3 separate regions of the Homo sapiens genome follow, and regions 1 and 2 are each linked to region 3. A link is a loop called in an ENCODE intact Hi-C map of the cell type or tissue named here. Cell type or tissue: mammary epithelial cell. All regions are shown on one strand.

Evidence for each region. Hi-C counts contacts between places; a loop is a spot of excess contacts. Peaks named below come from ENCODE experiments on the same cell type or tissue, not always from the same donor. Only the 100,000 strongest peaks of a DNase experiment are listed, where the experiment ranks them.
Region 1: it touches region 3 in a loop (5-fold over the local background); 4 of 110 quality-filtered maps call a loop at or near these places.
Region 2: a loop joins it to region 3, with 9 times the contacts of the local background. A loop is called at or near these places in 5 of 110 quality-filtered maps.

Annotation. Positions count from the first base shown.
Region 1 is chrX:45,766,879-45,774,878 of GRCh38, forward strand. MIR222HG (miR222/221 cluster host gene) reads right to left here and starts at 3,389. Exons shown (of 2, transcript NR_170290.1): 1 at 3,207-3,389; 2 at 1-3,074. In mammary epithelial cell, no CTCF peak of the experiment used is centred here; DNase peaks (open chromatin) are centred at 473, 3,463, 4,453 and 4,873; H3K4me3 peaks cover 5,283 bases; H3K27ac peaks cover 7,704 bases.
Region 2 is chrX:46,328,075-46,336,074 of GRCh38, forward strand. No RefSeq gene overlaps it. Among named protein-coding and RNA genes, the nearest start is that of LINC01186, 4.4 kb to the left of the region's middle. RefSeq lists an enhancer at 1-71. In mammary epithelial cell, no CTCF peak of the experiment used is centred here; DNase peaks (open chromatin) are centred at 3,127 and 5,727; H3K27ac peaks cover 2,513 bases.
Region 3 is chrX:45,820,208-45,828,207 of GRCh38, forward strand. No RefSeq gene overlaps it. Among named protein-coding and RNA genes, the nearest start is that of LINC02595, 27 kb to the right of the region's middle. In mammary epithelial cell, a CTCF peak has its summit at 4,544 (motif pointing right); a DNase peak (open chromatin) is centred at 4,554; H3K27ac peaks cover 1,286 bases.

The DNA.
Region 1 (8,000 bases), 53 kb before region 3:
AGACAAAAGCTATTAAATGACAAATGAACAACTGGTTTAAAAACATGTGCCTTAAAAGAACACAGTATCCTCTGTAGTCTGCCTGGGGGAGATGAATAAACGTTATGCCAAAGTGGTAAACCATCCTGCTACCAAAGGAATTTTCTCCACATTGCATTTTAAGGAAATTCACAGCTCTTGAAGAGCTATACAATAACTGGTTCAAGATGTTCTCACTGCTGGTCAGCACTGGATAAAGGATTTGCAGAAACCCATGGAAGCCTATTTCTCTTGCCTCTTTATTGCCCCCATGTGTTGTTATTTATCTTCCCCAACTTTTCTGACCCTTTCCATGTATTTTTTTAATTGAAGTATTGCTTTGTTCAAGACCTATGTTTACCACTCCCATGGCGATCCTGTACACAAAGACAAGTCAGGAAGACATGAAACGAACGGAGATACTTATGTTGCTTCATGGTTTTTCCCCTTCTCATTATCCTCCTACTCAATGAGACTATAGTGGGAGGTCTGAATGACATTTCCAAACCAAGAACTTAAAGCTACATTTCAACACCCAACTACTCAGTTGTCATAGGAACAACACTATGAGGCTTATCTGGGTTCTAACAAACAGCCACTTGTTTCACTAATGATTAAAACTCCCCCTTCAAATCAAATATAGACACCCATACATATACAGACCTCAAAAGAAAAATTTAATTGGGTAAAACTGTATACTACACCAAAAACTTAAGAAACAAGCCCAAAGGGAAAGCATTTACGTTCCCGAACATGCAAATTCAAACACTATTTCAGAGAAATTATTTTGAGGTCTGTCTCTTGACCAGATCCCTTCAGTTTGTTGTTTTACACACCCACAAAGACAAAGGCATATGCATGGCATTAATATCTTTTAACAGGGTATACGAAAATGTGAATACTCTCAATGACCCCAGAGGAGAATTCAGAGCAAGCAATGCTACTCACTTTCGATGTACTTTTAAAAATTAACAAATTGAGAACAGAGAACGGCAAATAGAATTGAAAACATGAAGTTCTCAGTTAATTCTTCTGGGATATACTTTCTAGCATTTACTGTTCCAACCTGTTTCTATCACATTTTGTCATTCAAAACAATGGATTTTAAATGGATGAGGAAAACCTAAAAATTAGAGGCTTTTTTCCAACAGGCACGGCAGTATTTATCCAGATTATTAAATCATCATGTTCTCCCCAAGTATTTACTTACATGAAATACAGAGTTGAAAACATAAGCTAGCAGTTGAATATAAATTATCTGTAAATACCTTAATGCTTTGTTGCCATTTTTCTGTCTTCAAGACTCTAAAAACCTATAAATTCATGTGCTTCAAGAAAACTAATGCCATTCCTTAATTAAGTCAAATTGACTTGTCATGTTCACAAGTTTGGATCACCCGTTTCCTGACTTATTGGAGGACCTGCCCTTAAGAGCCGTGCTTATCTTGTCTTTCTATTTCTTTAAGAATAAATACTTATGCAAAAGTCTTGAGAGCTGCTAGTCTGAGAAAACTGATCTCAAAAGTTATCCAAGTATACAAGAGGGGGAAAAAACAATTAATATATCTCACTAGATTCATCTCCCTCCCCCACCCTCATCCCACTCCACTGCTAAGAGAGAGAAATTTCAGCACTGCTATCCTGTTTTATTATACATTTTCCCTTTTGAGTTAAGGATTTTAAGATTTTGAAAGTAACAGAACAGGAACCAAAAGTAGATTCAACTTCCAATTTGGCTTAAAAAGAAAGAAATAATTATTATTTCCTATATTACCCAAAACTTATTCTGTTAATAACAGTTATAATTATATATTCAAATTAATAAATGAAGATTGCTAAAATTGCCTATATACTTGTTAGCAGTTAAAGAAGAAAAATTTTTTCCATTTGCTTCTATAAGTAGACATCACATGATTACTTCTATTGACCAATAAGAAACTAGTAAAATCAGGCAGTCACCCACCATTCTTTTCTAATGTTCTTTTTCTTATTCTATTCAACCTTTTCAGTATATTCTTAAGAAGCCAAATCAAGAAATTAGACATTCATGCCTAAAATAAAATTGCGTTACCTTATACATCATGAACAGGAACCTGTTGTATATAACACGGGTATTCAAAGCTTTATTGTCTTTTTCTAGAACCCTTTAACATAAAGGCAGCTCAGATTCAAGATTAGAAAACTGAATTCAACAGGCAGGAACACGCATACGAAACCAGTAAGAACTACTAATCACGACCTCTCAAAATGTCATGAACCATATAGATAGAAATAACCCCCCTTTTGCTGTACTAATGTAATCCAATAGAACAAACTTAAAATTCGTGACACAAATGTAAGAAACAAAAAACAAAAATCTATTGCCATTGTAATCTACCCTTCCCAATCAGGAGAGGTGTTTCCGACGCATTACTTGAACTTTCATTTTGTACAACTTTCATCTTGTAAGGTTCTAACTAAATACTTGACATCTTAATGCAGAGGAAAGGAAAGGAGGGCAAGTAGACTAATTCTGAAAGCATCCCTTCAAATTTCATACATGCTATTCAGACTAAATGGAAATCTACATCCATGGAAAGTTAATGTCGCAATTCTACTAAACAGCCCATTCTGATTTTATGTTTCTCCTCCACTAACAAGAAAAAATAAAACAACCAAATCTAGCTGTATTACATATGTTTAGCTAAACTGATAGCACTCAGCTCATTTTTGTTAATTACCTGGCTTCTTCTCAGTCTTTATGCGGTATTCTCGTGCTGCTCTTTTTTAGAACTCCTCACTGTTTATGTGTTCTCTGTTCAACACAGTTGTTAGGGGTCTGTGAACAATTTTTCAATTCCCACACACGCATATGATATCTATTAGGGAGCAATGCCACTTTTCACTTACCAATTCTGGATAAAGGAGTATTTCCTGGTGACAGAATGCTGCTGCTTCCGTTCACTAAAACTCCCTCTTCGCAGCTTGATAAATCTGATTATAAAACGTCTTTGTTCCAGATCACACGAGGCGCTTTTCCTACAAAAGTTTTCTAAAGAGTTATCTGCATTTCATTCCTGTGACAAAACAAATCAGAACAAGGGGGGTGGGGGGGGGAACAGGGAATAAGTCCACACAAGTTCCTGGCAAAGATTTTAAGCTGCATTTTTCTGAGTTTAATCAGTAACCTATATTAAAGTGACAGTTACCAGTTCAGGAAGCCTAGAGTTTGATCAAGTCGGTCACAACCACTTTGAGAGTCTTCCACTGGTGTGCGGACTCCAAGAAAGCAGTCACTTGGTCATCTATCACATGTGGCTGAATCACTGGACAGACCACCCCCGCCCCACACACCCCCAGCCCCCGTTGAGCAGCAGCCCAGGCAGGAGAGTGGCCGGACGCCCGACCCAAGACCTCTTATAGGGACCCGCCAATTAGCTGCTGACCAATCGCAGCCAGCACCTAGTACCTAAGTCACATGATAGGGCAGTCCCTATGACTGCAGGATTTCTGAATTACTGGGGTTACACAAAGGACACTCATTCAGGAAAAGAGAAAAAAAGCCATAAGCCGAAACAGAAAACGCCCAGGCTGCGACAACTACGGCTTTAAAACAGGGAACACCCCAGCCTCACACAGACAGAGAAAGAGCCACAACCAAGCCAGGATGAAAATCAGAAGAATGTCTGGCACATATTAAAAAATAATCCCAAAGCAGACGCTGAGTTTACAAACCCACTTCAGCTATAAATCTACTCCTCCTTCCCCTTCCTCTATAGTCTCCAATAATTTTACATTCTAAACTTTTTTATTTTAAAAAGCTCCAGTGAGCCTCTGCAAAACCGCTGTAAGAAAATGTGCGAGACACATGAGCCTCTCTTCCCATCCCCTCAAAATACCCCTGAAGGAGATTCAAATTGGCCATGAAAAGATTCCTAAGTGAAATACATTTCTTTTAAAATAGTTAAATAAATTAAGTGAAATTAAACATTGCCAGAACAGATTCGTATGGTAACTAACAAATCATCTCTCTCTCAATCATTTTAAACTGTACACATCAAGGACACTCTTGTTAAGTAAACGAGCCCACTTTGTGAACTAGATACCCATTTATTTTTATTTGAATGCCCCCAATTTGTCTCTTAAACACCTTTTATGTTTAGGAAGAAATTCAACTGCGAACACCCCTACCATTGCTCCGACCTCCAAAAATGGTACTTACAAATGTTCCTTGTTTGGATCTGTCGACTTCTTCTCCCCTCCCCCGACATTTGGAGTCAAAATATGGGCTCAACCTCATCCTTCAAACCTAAAGGCCCTATTTTGATCGTGCAAGACTGCAACAGCTCCTTCTCCCAGGCAAGCCCAGAACACTGTGCCGCTTGCCATTCCCAATTTATGGAAGGAAGTGTATGTCAAACAAACCAGGTGATGACTCAGACTGCCTCCTCCAGCCACGTTTTCCCTAGAATGGGAGGGTAGTTTAAGTGCAGCCCATTTGGATGTGACTCAGTTTTATTAGACTGGTGGCTGTAGCTAAGCTGACAAGCTCACATTTTTTTTAAATAACTTGTACATTTAGAGATCAGGACGCACATTCCAACTGGTTTCAAGAATTGAATCATGTAAACAGGAGAGATGCAAGATTATTTTTAAGGTATGGCAACGCTCTGGCTCTGTTCCCTAATATTTTAAATTTCAGAACTGTGCACTGAAATTTTTACAATGGAGGCAACCAAACGTTTTAATTCACACAAGAGTAGCAAACAGGTTTTCTACATTTAGGTTTACTTGAGGTCTTTACCATGAGGGACTTGGACTCCTTCCATCCTGAAGATTCAAGTCTCTAAGTCTGGGGCCCGCGCGGCGGGTTCTTCAGGAAGTGGTTGGGAGCATGAGAGCCATGTTGCAGCTTTCACTTTTGCATTTACTGCAATTCACACTCTAAGCTGAGCTAGTCACACACAGCACACACGTAATACAATCACATCACCAAAAAATCTGTACAGTCCTTTAGTCTCGACCTGCCTAAAAGCTGTGAAATAAAAACTTGAAAACCACCAGTGAAAATTCCAATTAAATATACTGACATGCCCTAGTAGTCTTCCTCTTCAGTAAAAACTTCACTACCAAGATGGGAGTGGCATTACATGGAGTAAATTGTTCCCAGGTATTATGTAGACAGGAAGAATACAGTAATAAGAAGGGCAATTCCCCACATGAAAAATCTGGAAGGCTTGGGCTGAGCAATTTAACTACAGTTATCTCTTTTCAGCATACTTCCTTTAACCTTCAGCAAAGTCAGCAACTGCTCTGACTAAGGCTTGGCATTTATTGTTGATTATGCCTTGATGGATAACTAGTTTTATTACAATACAGGAAATACATCCAACATTTGAAACACAGAAAAATGTTCAGATGTCTAATTTTCAGATTGGTAGATGAGAGCACAGAAAAGGTATACACACTGAAACCATGTATAACAGTTAATTCAGGAGTTGATTATTCACTTTATAAAAAGACTTCCTGCAGGGTTTTACTGGAATAAACACTACATTCAATTTACATACAGAATTAATTTTCAGAAATTAAAATCACACGAAACTATTTCGAGAGCACTTCCAAATTACACTTTTGAATTCTACTTTAACCATGTGTATGTATTTCTCAGTTATTAAAACTTATTCATACTTCAGTAGTAATGTATTAAGTTTTATTGGCTTAAAGACAGTTACCTTGCTAAGATACAGAACATAAAGTCTATAATTATATGGCTTTCAGTGGAAATAAACACAGGCTATGAAAATAGAATGTGAATAAAATGGAACATCTAAAACTCTGGCATCTAAAAGGACCTATGACATCTCTGAGGAGTCTAGCTTCTGGAGTCAGACTTGCTGGGATTTGACTTCTGGTTCTGCTGTTCCTAGCTGTGGCACCTGGATTAAAAAATGATTCTATGTTAAGTGCTGAGAACAGTGTCTGACAGAGAACTCTGGAGTCATACACATTTCAGTCATTCCCTAAGTAACACTTCTGAATGAGAAAAATATGATTCCATAACTTTTTAAAAAAAGAATCACTAGTAACTATTTTACTAATGTTGACAAACACGTAGCCCATCCATATTTTCCTCCTAAAGTTTCAGCAGTTGAAATACTCATCCAGTTTTACATCTGAGATCTGTTTGGGTCTTTCCTCTCCAAACTTCCTGGAGCCTGCTAAGGCCAGTGCAGAATCGAGCTGGGGCCAGCCAGAGAGGGCATTTAAGAACTCCAATTCCACTTTGCCCAGATGTGTCAGGACATTGGAAGTGTCATCAGCCAGGAAAGAAGGTGAGTGGGTCAGAGACTGGGGGCAACACTACAGCTCTGTTGGGGACAGAGCACTGCCCTTGACATTAACAAGGGCCCCTAGTCAGAGGCATGAAGAGATGGGTACAGACTCAGAAAAAAATACCCAAGATCCACTGTTTATTCGCTCCACAGGGCCGTGACATAAAACCCTACCACAACTACCCTAGGAGAAACCCAGAGAGTTGGGTGGGGAACCTCAGTATGCATTCTCCTCTATGCTGTCTTTCATTAAGAAATTGCATTTCTTAAAGGAGCAAACAGCATGCATTTCCATCTGAGAACTATATGAAGCTGTTTCAAGCATCCCACAAACCCCTCAGTAACAAAAGCTAATCGTTTCCAGTCAGCACATAACATATTTGAAGAATAATAAAAAGGACAGCAAGCAGACATCATCGAGGTGCAGGCAAGCTTTATAAATATGGAATTCCTCAAATATGGTGCTCGGCACTAGTGTGGGGGGGAATGGGAGTGAGGAGAAGTAGTTCTGTGTTTTGTTTGAGGGCGAGCAACTGCTCCAGTTTGTCTTTACCCAGGCAATGTTTTGGAGACAGATGGTAACATAATGGGGGAAAAGCCAGCAAAATGAAGAGAGGGTGGTTGGGATTACAAATGAGTGATGGGGGAAGGCTCCATTCTGTTCCCCTCCATGTCGCAGCCCAGTTTGAAGATGCACACAGACCTGATTCAACAGTTCAGTTCAAGGCTGGTTTGGAGCTCCAGCATGGAGCTTCCTGTCCACCGCCACTCCTGTCTTGGGTAAGTTCTAAAATACCAAACGATCCAACTGTGTCAGGCTCCCAGAAACCAAAGTTACAAGTCAGGGTAAAGACAAACAGCCTGGGTTGTAATACTGTCTCTGAGGCTATTACCTGTGGGGACATAGAAGAGTCCCTTCATTTCTCTAAGGCTTTCACTTCATCTGAAGAATGGGAATAAGCGAAAAAATACAAGCAAGGAACAGAGACTGCTGCCTCAATATGTCTGCTACCACCATCAGCTCTCTAAGGGTGAGCTGTCACCTTCAGTACTAACCTTACAGTTCCTCAGGAGAGAAACAAAAAACAATCTTGTGGCCGAGTGCAGTGGCTCACGCCTATAATCCCAACACTTTGGGAAGCCGAGGTGAGAGGATTGCTTAAGCCCAGGAGTTGGAGAACAGCCTGGGCAACATAGTGAGACCTCATCTCTACAAAATAAAATAAAATAAAATAAAATAAAATAAAAAAATTAGCCAGGCACAGTGGTGTGCGCCTGTAGTCTCAGTTACTTGGGAAGCTGAGATGGGAAGATCAGTTGGGCCCAGGAGTTCAAAGCTGCAGTGAGCCGTGGTCTGTGCCACTGAACTCCAGCCTGGGCAACAGAACAAGACACTGTCAAAAACAAACAAAACAAAACAAAACAAAAAAACAAACAACAACAAAAAAACCTCAAGCTGCCAAGTCACACGTTCATTTGAAGGCAAACAAAATGTCTTTATCACCTATGTTTTGCAATGATCAAAAATCTTTGGATTGCTTCTATATTCACTTTTTGATTATAGCAAAGTATCCTACTTTGAAAACAAGATTCTTTCTGTATACATTTTATGTAAGATCCACAATATCAGAGGTTTTTCACAGAAACCTGCCTCCATGGCTATGTGTA
Region 2 (8,000 bases), 510 kb after region 3:
AGCAATGACCTCATGCACCCCATTTTATTCACGGAAAATAAGCTTTCTTGAAATGGTGTCTTCACCTAAGAAGTTTCTTAGAGCATGCATTGTTCAATTTTGTTTCCTAAAGCACACATTGTCCAATCTCAGTGGTGGTAAGGGGTTGGGGAAGGAGCTGTCAGAATTGCGGGCCTTTGGGCAGGTGGTGGCTCCTCAGACAATTGTTCCCACTTAATGGGCCCAGGATCCCTCCCAGATTTGCATTTTAAAAGGGGGCACTGCCTCCCCAATAGTGAGAAAATACTTGATCCCTGAGAATTGACCCAGGTGACAGAAATTTCAGGCCACATGGAAAGCCAGCAGGGGAGATACTTGGAGGTCAGCAGGGCTTTTGGAGGCCTTCAAATAATTCTTGATTGAGGGCCTTGTGCTCTAACCTCCAACTCACAGTAATAAAGGGAAGGAATTGCTTGGAAAACAGCCCAACTGTTTTACAACCCTAACAGCAAATTTTACTTTTTCACTAACTGAATTTTCATGTACGTTTTAAGCCAGTTGGATTTTTTTAATGCTCTATTTTCAATAGAAAGATGGGGGAAAAAAATCTTCTCTTAAAAAACTATTTTTCTTCATTTTCTGTCAACTTTTTATTACGAAAAACTTCAAACATGCAGAAAAGTTGAAAGAATAGCACAATGAAAACCCCTATACCCACCATTGAAATTTGACAAATGTTAACCTTCTGGTATATTTGCTTTATCTATATACACAGCTATATATACAGATTTGCTTCATGAATATATACTTTTTTTTTTGCTGATCTATTTAAAAGTAAATTAAATTAAAAGTGACATCATGACACTTCATCCCAAATACTTCAGCTTGCATCATTCTAATATAAGTTAATTCTCTTATATAACTATTGTACAATGATTACCTCTAAGAAAATCGACAGTAATTGCCTAATACCACCTAACTCTCAGAATACCCAGTCCACATTCAAATCTCCTCAACCTGTACTATGTCTTGTAGCAGTTTCTTAATTAAACCAAAATCCAATCACAATTCATACATTTGGTTTTTTTAGTCTTTTTGGAATAGTCCCTCTACTTTTTAAAAATGACATTGTGTTTTTGAAGAGACTTTGTAGAAAGCCCCACATTCTAGATTTGTCTGATCAATTGTGTGTGGTGGTGTTCTTGTTCTGCCCCACCAGATTTCCTGCAATGAGTTCAATTGTGTTTGTCCCCCAAAATTCATATGTTGAAGCCCTAACCGCCAGTACCTCAGAATGTGACTTTATTTGGAAATAGTCACTGTAGACATAATTGGTTAAGATGAGGTCATACCAGAGTAGGGTAATAGGGTGGGTCCCTAATCCAATATGACTAGTGTCCTTATAAAAAGGGGAAATTTGGAGATAGACATGCACATATAAGGGGAATGCCCTGTGGACATGAAGGCAGGGATCAGAGTGACACTTCTACATGTCAAGGAATGTGAAAGATTGCTAGCAAACTACCAGAAACTAGAAGCAAGTGAAGGGGGCCAGAATATGCCACCCCCAAACATGTCACTCAAAAAGGATGGTTTTGAGCTGAAGGCAATTAGCTCTCTGCCCTTCCTGCTTCTGACTAAAAGCAGGACATAAATTTCCAGTTGTAAGGTGTCTCCCTCTCCTGTACTAGGAAAACTCTTAGCACCTGAGATGTCTCCTATCTAAATAGCAAGACAATCCTTATTTACCATACATTTCCCATAACTTACCACCCTCCAAAAAGCCCAAAACCTCCTTTCCTTTTGTCTAGTTTAGGATGGTATGTAAGCCCCAAATTCTAACGCTTCCTTGAGTCACCCTCATTTGTTAACTTTTGTGTGTATGTATATAATTAAATCTATCTTTTTCTCAGGGTAACCTGTCTTCTTTTTTTTATGAAAAAAAAATTTATATAGATGGGGTCTTGCTATTTTGCCTAGCCTGAGTAACCACCCAACTGGTTCATCTTGCCTGCTGCCCAGATGCAGTTCATTTATCAAGACAAGGGAATTGCAATAGAGAAAGAGTTTAATAGTTTAATACACAGAGAGCTGGCTAAACACGAGACTAGAGTTTAATTATTACTCAAATCAGCCTCCCCCAAAACTCAGAGGCTAGGCTTTTTTAAAGATAGTTTGGCGGGCAAAAGGCTTGGAAATGGAGAATGCTGATTGGTCGGCTCATGGATGAAATCACAGGGAGTCGGAGCTTGTATTCTTGCACTGAGTCAGTTCCTGGGTGTGAGCCACAAGAGCAGAGGACCCAGTTTACCAGTCCGGGTGGCACCAGCTAATCCATCAGAATGCAGGGTCTGAAAAATACCTCAAACACCAATCTTTGGTTTTACAATAGTGATGTTATCCATAGGAGCAATTGAGAAAGTTAGGAATCTTGTGGGCTCTAGCTACATGACTCTTGAGCCATAATTTCTAATCTTGTGGCTAAATTGTTAGTTTTATAAACATGATCTGGTCCCCAAGCAAGGAGGGAGTTTGTTTCAGGGAGGGACTGTTATCATCTTTGTTTCAAAGTTAAACTATAGACTAAATTCCTCCCAAAGTTAGTTTGACTTATGCCCAGGAAGGAACAAGGGCAGCTTGGAGCTTAAAGGGAAAATGGAGTCAGTTTGGTCAGATCTCTTTTACTGTCTCACTTTATAATCTTTGCAAAGGCAGTTTCAGCTGGTCTTGAACTTCTGAACTCCCGCCCCAGCCTCCCAAGTAGCTGGGATTACAGGTGCACACCACTACACATACCCAGCTCAGTAAACTGTTTTTTGTCACTTTAATTCACAGGGCTACGAGCCATTGAGCCACTCCCCAAGAAGAGGTCTACAAGAGTTCATTCTCTCACAGGCTTCAAAAGGAACCAACCCCACCAGCACCTTAATCTCAGACTTCCAGCCTCTAGAACTGTGAGACAATAAATTTCTCCTGTTTATTCCACACAGTTTGTGGTACTTTGTTTCAGCAGTCCTGGCAAGCTGAGACACCTGTAAACTGGATGTTAGGTCTAGAGGCATAATTAGATTCAGGTTAAACATTTTTGGCAAGAATACTACATAGGTTATGTTGTGTAGTTCATATTGCATCACCTCAGGAGGCACATAACACCAGGCTGTCTCACTATAAGTGATGTCAAGTGTAATCACTGGGTTAAGGTAATGAGAACCAAGCTAAATTCTTCCCTTTGCAATTAAAAAGTAACATGAGGCCACATGTGGTGGCTCATGCCTATAATCCCAGCACTTTGGGGGATGGAGGCAGGAGGATCCCTTGAGGCCATGAGTTCAAGACCAACCTGGGTATCATGTGAGCCCCTGTCTCTACAAAAATTTTAAAAATTAGAAAAAGAGTAACTTGAGGGCTGGTACATTGGAACTACATAAGTATGCTGCCTCCACCAGTCTGTCCTCCAATTATGTTAGCAGTCATTGATGATCCTTGCCTGAATTGATTCTTTTATTGGAAAATGGGAAAATGATGATATTGTATAAATTTGTTTGTAATTGTTACCTGACATTCCTCTATAAAGAAGAATCAAATAGGGATTAACTAAAAAGTCAGGGTAAATGCCTAAATCTTTCCCTTAGTTATAAAATTTCAGGAAAAAAAGAAGTTGATATAATTGTCATCATTGATCACTAGTGAGTTTTCACTTGTTTATCATAATATATTCATGGTTTTAATTTACTCAGTGATTATAAGCAATTATGATCATTATTCTTCTTGATGCTCAATTGTCCCAAATTTGGCCAAGGAGAGAGCCCCTTTAACCTGACTCCTGAGTCCTTTTGACACAATCCCACTGGTCTTTTGGTGCTTTCCTATATCCTGGCACAAGAAGTCCCAGCCTCACCTTGTACTTTGCCTGTGCCAAGACAGGAATCCACCATTTTTCCAAGAAGCACTGCTTTTTTTTTTTAATTAGGAAATGGTATTTAGAAACCAAGATCTGGTTTCAAGGTATGCTTATTGCTACTGGGATACCATTGCTTCTAGGCCACAGCAGTGCACAGCACTAGGAAATGTGAAGGACTAGCTTTATTGGTGTACTTGTGTACTCCTGCTCAGAAGGGCCTGGTGCTTGGGGTTTAATGCTCTGTAATCACTGTCTTGAAACTCTATGCAATTTTATTTTTATATTTGTGCTTTGTAAGTAGAGTCCAGTAGATAAGGAAGCACACACCAGGGGCTCGGAACCTTGGCTCATATGTGGCTCCCTAACCTCCCCAGGGTGGGTTCTCAGGGGTTGCTCCCCAACTCCCTGGAACCCTGGGCACTGCCTGGTCTCTCCATTTCCTCCATCTCCAACCCTTCCCAGCAACCACTGTTGCTCTCTGTCTCAAACTGGTGTGAGTGCAGGGAAGGTCAGGTTAAGTGTGTTTGCCCTGCAGTATCTTGGAACAAGGAATGGCGGTAGCATTTCCAATCTGGATTGGCAGTGCCACATCGCATTCATTAGGTGACTAGGCAGGGGTAACCTATTACCCACCACCATCCGGTTACCTAGTGCATCCTAGCATGGAGGCTGCAATATGTTTGGAAGCCTCCCATTTGTAATGTGTTGGGGCAGCAGGACCATGGGAGGGAAAAATGCCTGGCTTGACCTCCCTGCCTTCAGCTGGGGCACGTTATATCAGCCTAGACACCAGAAGGAGAGGGAACCTGGCAGCTCTCAGGCTCAACGGATCACACATGCCCCATCACATAGGGCAGGCCTCCTGAGTGCCTGTGAGCATCTGCACTTCTCCCTCAAGTATCCCATGCAAGGGACATAGAGTAAGTCTTCACTTAACATCATCGATAGGTTCTTGGAAACTGCAAATTTAAGTGAAATGACATGTAACAAAACTAATTTTACCATAGGCTAACTTATATAACAAGAGTTAAGTTCCTAGGGCACAATTTGTGGTCAGAAAAACATCACCAAACTTCTAAAATAAAGACCCAAACATTTCTAATATTAAATATAGAAATAAATGTGAACTATGATCATCATGGCAGATGGGAGGCAGGACTAGACTAGAGCTCCAGACAGAGCAGCATGTGGAGGCTCGCACTGTGAATTTAAGCTCCAGATCAACTGCAAGAACAAAGCAGCAATCCCAAGGGGACCCACAGACCCTCTAAAGGAAGCAGACTGCTTTTGCAGGACCTGGGAGACACCCCAAATACTGTGAGTGCCCCAACTGTGGAAGTGGGAAAGGGAGACCCTCCTCTCCTGAACACTCACCCCCGCTGGAGAAACTGAAGGTCTGTTTGTGGGAGAAGTTTCCGACCTTACTTGGAGCTGAGTCAATTTAGAGAGCCAAGTGAAATACAGGGGTAGAGGATACAGCAGAAAGGTCTGGGAGCTCAGTGGGTCCCCAAGCAGCCATTCCTGCCTGGCACCACAAGGATCCATCGGGAGGGTGGCCAGAGGAGCAAGAGGTAAAACTCCACAGGGAGAAGGAAATCTCTAGCTGAACTTTGTAACAATTTGAACAGGGTGAGAAGCCTCCTGGCCAGAACCTGGGGGAGGGCACAAGTTCACTGTGCAGACTCCACAGGCGGGGAAAGAACCAAGCCCTTTTCTTTTCCCTACCTGCAGCTGGGAAGCAGGTAGCCTGGGGCAAGGTTTCAAGCCCATCTCACCCACCACCAGGAAACAGACTGGGGGCTGTTTGTGGGAGCACGGTGGGAGTGAGACCGGCCCTTCGGTATGTGTGGGAGCTGGGTGAGGCTTGTGACTGCCGGATTTCCCCCACTTCCCTGAAAACCTTCATGACTCAGCAGAGACAGCATTATCCTCCTAGGTACACAACTCCAGTGACCTGGGAATCTGACCCCCATCCCCCACAGCAGCCACAGCAAGACCCACCCAAAGAGAGTCTGAGCTCAGACATGCCTAGCCTGGTGTTTCTGAGAAAGAAGAGAATTCTAAAAGCTTGGAAAACATATTTGGGGGAATAATTGAGGAAAACTTCCCCAGTCTTGCTGGAGACCTAGACATCCAAATACAAGAAGCCCAAAGAATGCCTGGGAAATTCATCACAAAAAGATCATCGCCTAGACACATTGTCATCAGGTTATCCAGAGCTAAAACGAAGTAAAGAATCTTAAGAACGGTGAGACAGAAGCACCAGGTAACCTATAAAGGAAAACCTATCAGATTAACAGCAGATTTCTCAGCAAAAACCCTACAAGCTAGAAGGATAGGGGCCCTATCTTCAGCCTCCTCAAACAAAACAATGATCAGCCAAGAATTTTGTATCTAGCAAAACTAAGCATCATATATGAAGGAAAGATATAGTCTTTTTCAGAAAAACAAATTCTGAGAGAATTCGCCATTAACAAGCCACCACTACAGGAACTGCTAAAAGGAGTTCTAAATCTTGAAACAAATCCTGGAAACACATCAAAACAGAACCTCTTTAAAGCATAAATCACACAGGACCTGTAAAACAAAAATACAAGTTAAAAAGCAAAAACAAAAAAACCAAAGTACACAGGCAACAAAGAGCACAACCCTAATGAATGCATTGTTATTGAATCGCCCATTTCAATACTAACATTGAATGTAAATGTCCTAAATGCTCCACTTAAAAGATACAGAACCACAGAATGGATAAGAACTCACCAACCAACTATCTGCTGGCTTCAGGAGACTCACCTAACACATAAGGGGACTCACATAAACTTAAAGGAAAGGGGTGGAAAAAGGCATTTCATACAAATGCACACCAAAAGCAAGCAGCGGTAGCTATTCTTATATCAGACAAAACAAACTTTAAAGCAACAGTGGTTAAAAGAGACAAAGAGGGACAGTATATAAAGGTAAAAGGCCTTGTCCAACAGGAAAACATCACAATCCTAAACATATATGCACCTGACACTGGAGCTCCCAAATTTATAAAAATTTATAAATTTTTATAAATTATGAATTTTTATAAATTATGCACCTAACACTGGAGCTCCCAAATTTATAAGAAATGAGATAGCAACACAATAATAGTGGGGGACTTCAATACTCCACTGACAGCATTAGACAGGTCATCAAGACAGAAAGTAAACAAAGAAACAATGAATTTACACTATATCCTGGAACAAATGGAATTAACAGATATATACAGAACATTGCATCCAACAACCGCAGAATGCACATTCTATTTAACAGTGCATGGAACTTTCTCCAAGATAGACCATGTGATAGGCCATAAAATTAACCTCAGTAAATTTAAGAAAATTGAAATTATATCAAGCACTCTCTCAGATCACAGTGGAATAGAACTGGAATTCAACTCCAAAAGGAACCTTCAAAACCATGCAAATACATGGAAATTAAATAAATTGCTCCTGAATAAGCATTGAGTCAAAAACAAAATCAAGATGGAAATTAAAAAATTCTTCAAACTGAATGACAATAATGACACAACCTACCAAAACCTCTGGGATACAGCAAAGGCGGTGCTAAGAGGAAAGTTCATAGCCCTAAATGCCTACATCAAAAAGACTGAAAGAGCACAAGCTGACATTCTAAGGTCACACCTCAAGGAAGTAGAGAAAGAAGAACAAACCAAACCCAAACCCAGCAGAAGAAAGGAAATAACCAAGAGCAGAGCAGAAGTAAAGGAAATTGTTTGTTTGTTTGATTTTTTAAGATGGAGTCTCACTCTATTGCCCAGGCTGGAGTACAGTGGCACGATCTCAGCTCACTGCAACCTCCACCTCCTGGGTTCAAGTGAATCTCCTGCCTCAGCCTCCCGAGTAGCTGGGACTACAGGCATGAACCACCATGCCCAGCTAATTTTTTTTGTATTTTTAGTAGAGATGGGGTTTCACCATGTTGGTCAGGCTGGTCTCAAACTCCTGACCTCAAATGATCTGCCCACCTCGGCCTCCCAAAGTGTTGGGATTACAGGAGTGAGCCACCACAGCCAGCAGGACATTGAAACAAACACACACACACACACACACACACACACACGATAAATGAAACA
Region 3 (8,000 bases):
GAAATAATCACTTGATGAAATGCCTTTATTAAATATCATATCTTTAAAAAGACAGAGAACTAACAGACGGTCTTCTTACCAAGACAGCTAAAACCATGGGTTTTAAAGTCAGAAAATTTGGGTTTCAATTTTGCTCCACCACTTTCTAGAAATGCAGTCTTCAGAAAGTGTTTTAGCTAAGTCTACTTTTCTCTACTGCAGAATGAGAGTTCTACTTAACTCATGAGGCTCAGAGAAGACACATCTAAAGTGTCTTATCATAGAAATAAAGTGGGAATCGCTTTTGTAATGATCACGACTGTAACCAGAAGGTGGGCACCTTCCCACTTTTATGAATAAGTCCACAATCTTGAACTGACACAAAAAGTTCTAAGCAAAGGCATTCCCAGCCATTTGGTTAATAAAAACTGACCATCAGGAACAATATCACTTGAATTATTAAATGGTGACAAGTTTTACAGAACTCACAATAAATTACATTTAACGCATTCAAAAAATATGGCTTTACTAGGCTGTTCTAATATTTTTTCTCTGAAAGAATCCCTCTTACATACATATGACCACAGTATAACTTTTACATAAAAATAATAAACAAACTTCACAGGCTGAGAACATTAAGGATATATTAATATACGTCACTCATCAATAGCGATCATTCATCACATTAGTCCACATGTATTCAAACACACAGATATTCACCATGACAACATGAGCTGCCCACAAGCTCTTATTCTCCCAGTCCACCTCAGTCCTATGCATTCACAGGACAAGCAACCAAAGGTCATGGAGGATCCACTCAGTGTTTGAGAAACAGTGTAATAAGATGGAAAAAGAACATATCTAAGAGACAAACAAATCTGCTTTCAAACCCTGGCTATGCCACTTCCTAAGTAGGTATCCTCTTGAAGCCTCAGCATCCCAAGTTGTCCACCTGGAATAAAACCAACCTCACAGGACTGTTTTACAGAAACTCTTCACTGCAGAATGCTGGGGCCGTCATTCTCCTGAGTGAAGCAACCTCAAATACCCCATTCCACCAGACTGGGCTTATTTCCTCACAAAGATTGATTCCTTGCTAAGTGTTTTGTAACAAGTGGCTAATACAACCATTATTAAGACATCTCCTGAAGTATGTGGGTTAGAATCCCAGAAACTCAGAGAGCTAGAAAAGAGCTCTGAGACCACCAAGATGTAACAGACTCTCTGCTGATCCACCTAAACTTACATGTTTTTCTATCATTTTGCAGATCAGTACAAGGTAGTTAACTGTTAAAGATTTGGTCCGCATCAGCCAGGCTCACTGGCTCACGCCTGTAATCCCAGCACTTTGGGAGGCGGAGGTGGGTGAATCACCTGAGGTCAGGAGTTCAACACCAGCCTGGCTAACATGGTGAAACCCCGTCTCTACTAAAAAAAAAAAAAAAAAAAAATTAGCTGGGCATGGTGGCACACAGCTACTCGGGAGGCTGAGACAGGAGAATCGGAGGCAGAGGCTGCAGTGAGCCAAGATCATGCTGCTGCACTCCAGCCTGGGCTATAGAACAAGACTCCATCTCAAAAAAAAACAAAAGAGATTTGGTCCATATGAAGAATACATGATTTCAAAATTCAAATTAATACAAATCCAACATGAAGAATACATGATTTCAAAATTCAAATTAATACAAATCCATCATTTCGGGTCAGACATCTCAAGGGCAAACAATTCATTGCTTATTAAGAAATATGCATGGACTCTCCAGAATTGTCCTGCCAGAACAACACTGCTTCCTTAGTTAATCTGTCTGACTCAGTCACTCACATTCAATTTCCCTTAAGTATGGCTTTAAATCTAAGGTTGAGAATTTCAGCAGTCAAACTGAATATTGATTCTTTTTATTGCAATCAAGTTTCCAATTTTCCAATTTTTGTTCACCCACAGGGTGGCTGGATATCCTACAGCAGCAGTTGGCAAACTTTTTCTACAAAAGGTCAGAGAGTAAATATTTTTGGTTTTGTTAGCCATATGGTCTCTGTTGCAACTATTCAATTCTGCCCTTGAAAGACAAAAGCGATCACAGACAATATATAAATAAACGAATGTGGATGTTTTCTAATAAAACTTTATTGACAGAAGCAAGCGTCCAGGCCAGATTTGGCCTACCCAAAGGTCTTTGTTTGCCTGCCCCTGCCACAGAACAGTGCTTCTCAAACTTTAATGCACATCTGACTCACACACAGGTATCTTGTTAAACTGCAGATTCTAATTCAGTGGATCTGGAGTGGGGCCTCAGATTCTGTATTTCTAACAAGCTCCCAGGTCATGCTGATGTTGCTAGTCCAAGGACTACACTTTAAGTAAGAGTCTAAAAGAATAGTTGCACATTACCATCATATAGGTAGTTTAAACACACACACACACACATACACACACACAAATGCCTATACCCCACCTTGGATCAATTGAATGAGAATTTGAGGAACACAGTCATTTACATTTTGTAAAAACTTCTCCAGATGGTTCTAATGTGCACTTAGGACTGACATTACCAAATTAGAAGAAAAGATGGTAAAGAAACACATTTGTCAGTACTTTGTAATCAAAAGATGGCTTTAATAATTATATGGTACTTTTCCTATCCTGCTGAAAAGAGAAAGAAAAGTTGGGTGAAGAACAACACAAAAGATTAGGCTGTATTTAAAAAATTTAATGATTAAGGGAGTTATTTGATATAAGTGAATTAAAGACATATAATCAACTTCTCTAGAGAACCATATTTCATGTTTGAGCATATTTGGGAATTGTCATGTTAAGAAATTACATGAGGCTGGGTGTTGTGGCTCATGCCTGTAATCCTAGCACTTTGGGAGGCCGAGGCAGGCAGATCACCTGAGGTCAGGAGTTCAAGACCAGCCTGGCCAACATGGTGAAACCCCATCTCTACTAAAAATACAAAAATTAGCCGGGAGTGGTGGCGGGCACCTGTAATCCCAGCTACTGGGGAGGCTGAAGCAGGAGAATCGCTTGAACCTGGGAGGCGGAGGCTGCAGTGAACGGGGATGGCCCCACTGCACTCCAGCCTGGGCAACAGAGCAAGACTCTGTCTCAAAAAAAAAAAAAAAAAAAAGAAAAAGAAATGACATGACATTGCTTTCTTCTCAGCACTCTGCAATTTCTCAACATTCTATCCAAACTAAACAGTGCATTAGAAAGTTACTCAAAATGTAATGTTTTAAATCATAAAGGAAAGCATTCTTAATAAAAAGTAGCAAATAGAATTATGATTTTTGTTCTGTATTGTCTGCTTTGTGAAAAATATATTTCTACCCAAATTCCAGGGATTCTTACTTTATTTTCCAAATTTTTCCTATAAAAAATAAGTTACTACTATAGCAATATTTTCCCTCCCTGATTTTATTTCCCGCTCATTTATTCTAGTTTTCTGCACATAGCAACCACAGAAATCTCTGTTATAAGCTGCTTATAGCACTAGAATCCTTGGCAACATTCAGGAATGAATATATCTTAAAACTATGAGAACAATTAGCTGAATACCATAGTTTCAAATATCTCTAAAGTGCTATTTCTGCTGAATCTATCCCAGATCTGTCAATTCTTATGAGTAATACATCTCTCTTTATCCTCATCCAGGCAGACTAGTGAAGGCTGCAGCAGAATAAACTGGTTCATAAGTTTGCTCATTATTACTGTGTTTTAGAGCTAAAGACATGAATTCCCTGCATGTATAGCTGAACTACTGATTATTTAGTATGTATGTATATATTTTATTTCCCAACAAAAGCGGCAAATAATGGGATAATCTTTATTCAGATTTTGAGAATGTTTTAGTCTGTAGGTAAGAATTTAGCTGTTAGCATCATAGCTATTTGAATCAATGGAATATTGGTGGGCTGCTGTGCTTTATCAACATATTTTACCTAGAAATAAGCAGAAATTAAGACAATGAATGTGACTCTTTGCATAAGGTTCTCCTGTTTGTTGACAAATTTGTAAGTGAGTGATGGATTAACATCTACCCCAAAAAACCTCATCACATTTAGGCACAGAAAGGGCCAGTAAAGATACAATCACAGCCTCTTCTCTTAAACTCCTTCAATAATGAGGCTTACCAGAATCAAGATTAATCATACACATCCATGTGTGCACATGGATACATATAGAGATATGTATGTGTACCTATTATTTTAAAGCATATATATAACCATATACAGCAAAGTATGAAAAATACTGCATTAGCTAAAATATAATTAAGACTATCCCCAAAAAGCCCTAATGAGTCATTTCTTTATTCTTTTTTAAAAGTTTCCTCTTAAGCCCATATATAGAGAAGGCACGGGGGAGGTTGATAATCAGTAGAATGAGGAATTTTTTCCACGTTGTATTCACCAGCAGGTTGTTCCAGTCTAATGATTCATGACCTCTTAGGTATATGATGGGACAGCTTGCTCTTGGCAGGGTTTGGCATGAGTCACTCCATAGCAGATTCACGGTCCTCGATGACCAAACCATGCAGTTTGCCCATGAAGGGCTCACAGCCCACCACAAGGCGGCACCCCAGGGAAGGAAGAGCCTAAGGTTGGAAGGTTCCAGTGAAAAATACACACTGCGCTGTATGAGGGAAGTGGCATGCATCAACATGATATATAAAAACACACAATTCACTGATGAAATACTGCATTTGTGTAGTAATGTCAGCATCTGATGACAGTATTATCTTCAGTACTTTGAAAAGGATTGGTTGAAGGGGCAAAATTAATTTGACCTGTGATTAGGGCCCTAAGGCAATCTGGAAGATTGATGTAATCTGGAAGAAGATAACAATCTATTAAATGTTAGACTGACTGTTTTTTTCTCTTTAAAAAAAATCAAGATTCTTCAGATACTTTTCTCAATTTCACACAAATACAAAAAGTTACCCTTTATTATTGATACCAGGGCGCTAAAGTTATTCCATAAGGGCCAGAGAGTAAAGGTTTAAGCTGTGCAGGCCATATAGTGATCTCTGTCACTCTGACATTGACGTCATGAAAGTAGCCATAGACAATTAGGTAAATAAATGGACGTGGCTGTGTTTCAATAAAATTTTATTTATAAACACAGGCACAGATTCGGCCCCACAGGCCATAGTTTGCCCTAAACCCAGGCAAACATCTTACGTTGAGTTGACTAGGCATCTGAGAATTTGGAGAGAATTTTCAGGCCAGGTGCGGTGGCTCACACCTGTAATCCCAACACTTCGGGAGGCCGAGGTGGGCGGATCACGAGGTCAGGAGTTCGAGACCAGCCTGGCCAACATGGTAAAACCTCGTATCTACTAAAAATACAAAAATTAGCTGGGTGTGGTGGTGCATGCCTGTAATCCCAGCTACTCGGGAGGCTGAGGCAGGAGAATCGCTTGAACCCAGGAGGCGGAGGCTGCAGTGAGCTGAGATCGCACCATTGCACTACAGCCTGGGCAACAGAGTGAGACTCCGTCTCAAAAAAGTAATAATAATTTTAGTGCCCACACCACGCTTCCAGTGAGTTAGGTCCTCTGACACATAATCTATACATAAGGAAACTCAAGAACACAATTACTATCAAGTAATAGGGACATGTAGCAAAAAGAGTATTTATTAATAGTTCAAGAATTACCATTTTGTTTCAAAGATTCTATCTTAGTCTGCTTTCTATTGCTTATAATAGAATATCTGAAACTGGTTAATTTATAAAGAAAAGGAATTTATTTCTTACAGTTATGGAAGCTGAGAAGTCCAACGTCAAGAGTCTGCATCTGGTGAGGGTCTTCTCTCTGGTGGGGACTCTCTGCAGAGTCCCAAGGCAGCATAGAGCATCATATGATGATGGGCATTTTAGCTCAGGTCATTCTTCCTCTTCTTATAAAGCCACAAGTCCCACTCCCCTGATAACTCATTAATCCATTAAGCCACTGATCCATTAACCCACGAACCCATTAATCCATGAATGGATTAATCCATTCATGAAGGCAGAACCCCCATGACTCCAATCACCTCTTAAAGGCCCCACCTCTCAATACTGTCACATTCTTGGAGGGGACATTCAACTCATAGCAGACTCTAAATGTTGCATCTTAGATTACTTATAATACTGTTGGAGTTTGATCTCCTAAGATCAAAATAAGACTTCTCGAATTCAAATAAACCAAATAAAATGTCATGGACCAACAGCTTTTGCATCAAGATTAAACCTTGTAGGTAAAATAACATTTTCTTAGAAGTTCAAAGAAGAAAAACCACACTTCTAAATTATTACTGTTCTAACTATGCCTGTTTTTAAATACTGTATACACTATAGAAAACTCTTTGTTTTCTTAAGACAGAGTCTTGCTCTGTCGCCCAGGCTGGAGTGCAGTGGTGCAATCTCGGCTCACTGCAGCCTCGACTTCTCGGGTTCAAGCCATATGCCTCCCTCAGCCCCTGAGTAGCTGTGACTACAGGCGTGTGCCACCACGCTTGGCTAACATTTGTATTTTGTGTAGAGATGGGCTTTCACCACATTGCCCAGGCTGGTCTCGAACTCCTGAGCTCAAGCAATCTGCCTGCTTTGGCCTCCCAAAGTGCTAGGATTATAGGCATGAGCCACCACACCCAGCCAGAAAATAGTTTTTAAAACTGTAAATATTATTGATTTATTCATTATGGTCAAATTAAAAGGGAAATAATAATTCAAAAAGAAAACGAATCCATTTCTTTTCTTTTAAAACATCCATTTCTCCAAAAGTTTCCTAAGGACTACCTACATCATTGTTGTTCAAAGTTTAATGTACATCTAATGTCCTGGGGATGTTGTTAAAGTGTAGAATTTGATTCAGTAGCTCTGAGATGGGGCCCAAGATACTGCATCCCACTTTGGGATGTGAGGCCAGGAATTTTAAATTATCTCCCCAGTAATGATGTACTTTTTAAAGGACTGAAGAATAATCATCCACAAATTCAGCCTATATTTACTTTAATGATCCACAGCATTGTGTATATTCGTGTTAAAACTCAAGAAAAGTCAAGTTCCATCCAAACAGCAGGACCAAAATAGCACATTTAGTACCATGGTAAAATTACATCTTTAAAGGGAACTAGCATTTGCTGGCAGCCTATTTATTTTGCAAGGCAATGTGCACCATGCTTTCCATACATCATTTCTTTTAATCCTTCCATTTCAGTGGAGGCAACTAAAGACAGAGTCCCTGCCTAAGGTCAGAATCTGGATTCAACAGAAATCAGCCTGTCTCTACCTGCTATTTTTGCTTCTTTCTATTTTTATGTTCTATCTTATCATCTCATCTCCCTCCAGGTAGTAGATAGGATTATTATTCCCAACTATTCTTCCCTCCCTCCTTATAATAGGAGGAAGCATCCCTGCTCATTGTCACGGGGGAGAAGTGTACGTCCCCACTTCATTGACTTTGGCCCTATGACACACTTTGACCAATAAAATGTGTGCAGATATGACACTGACTACCTCCAAGCAGAAGTTTTAACTGAGTTTCACAGTTGGAATAGGCCCGCTTGTTTTCCTGGTCTCCACCAATGGCACATCCCAGATAGAAACTGTTCTTTCAGCATTACTTTTAACAAGAGAAACTTAGAAATAGCCTATTGTCTATAACAGATAATAATGACAAAGACAGTTAACATGGAAAAATACATAATGTAAAATGAAAAAAGTATAATATGGTTATGATTACACCTGTGGTAAACTGCAACACACATATGCACCGGGGAAAAAAGACTGAAAGGAAATATATACCAAAATATAATCAAGATTTTGTTAGAATTATGATTCATTTTTGTCTTCTTCCCTAAGTGTTACAGTGTCACATTGCTTCAATAATATACAAATTCCTCTGCGACTTTCAAAATTCAAGGCAAGACTTCTTTTTTTGTTGTTTTTGAGACAGAGTTTTGCTCTTGTTGCCCAGGCTGGAGCGCAATGGCGCGATCTCGGCTCACCACAACCTCTGCCTCCTGGGTTCAAGCCATTC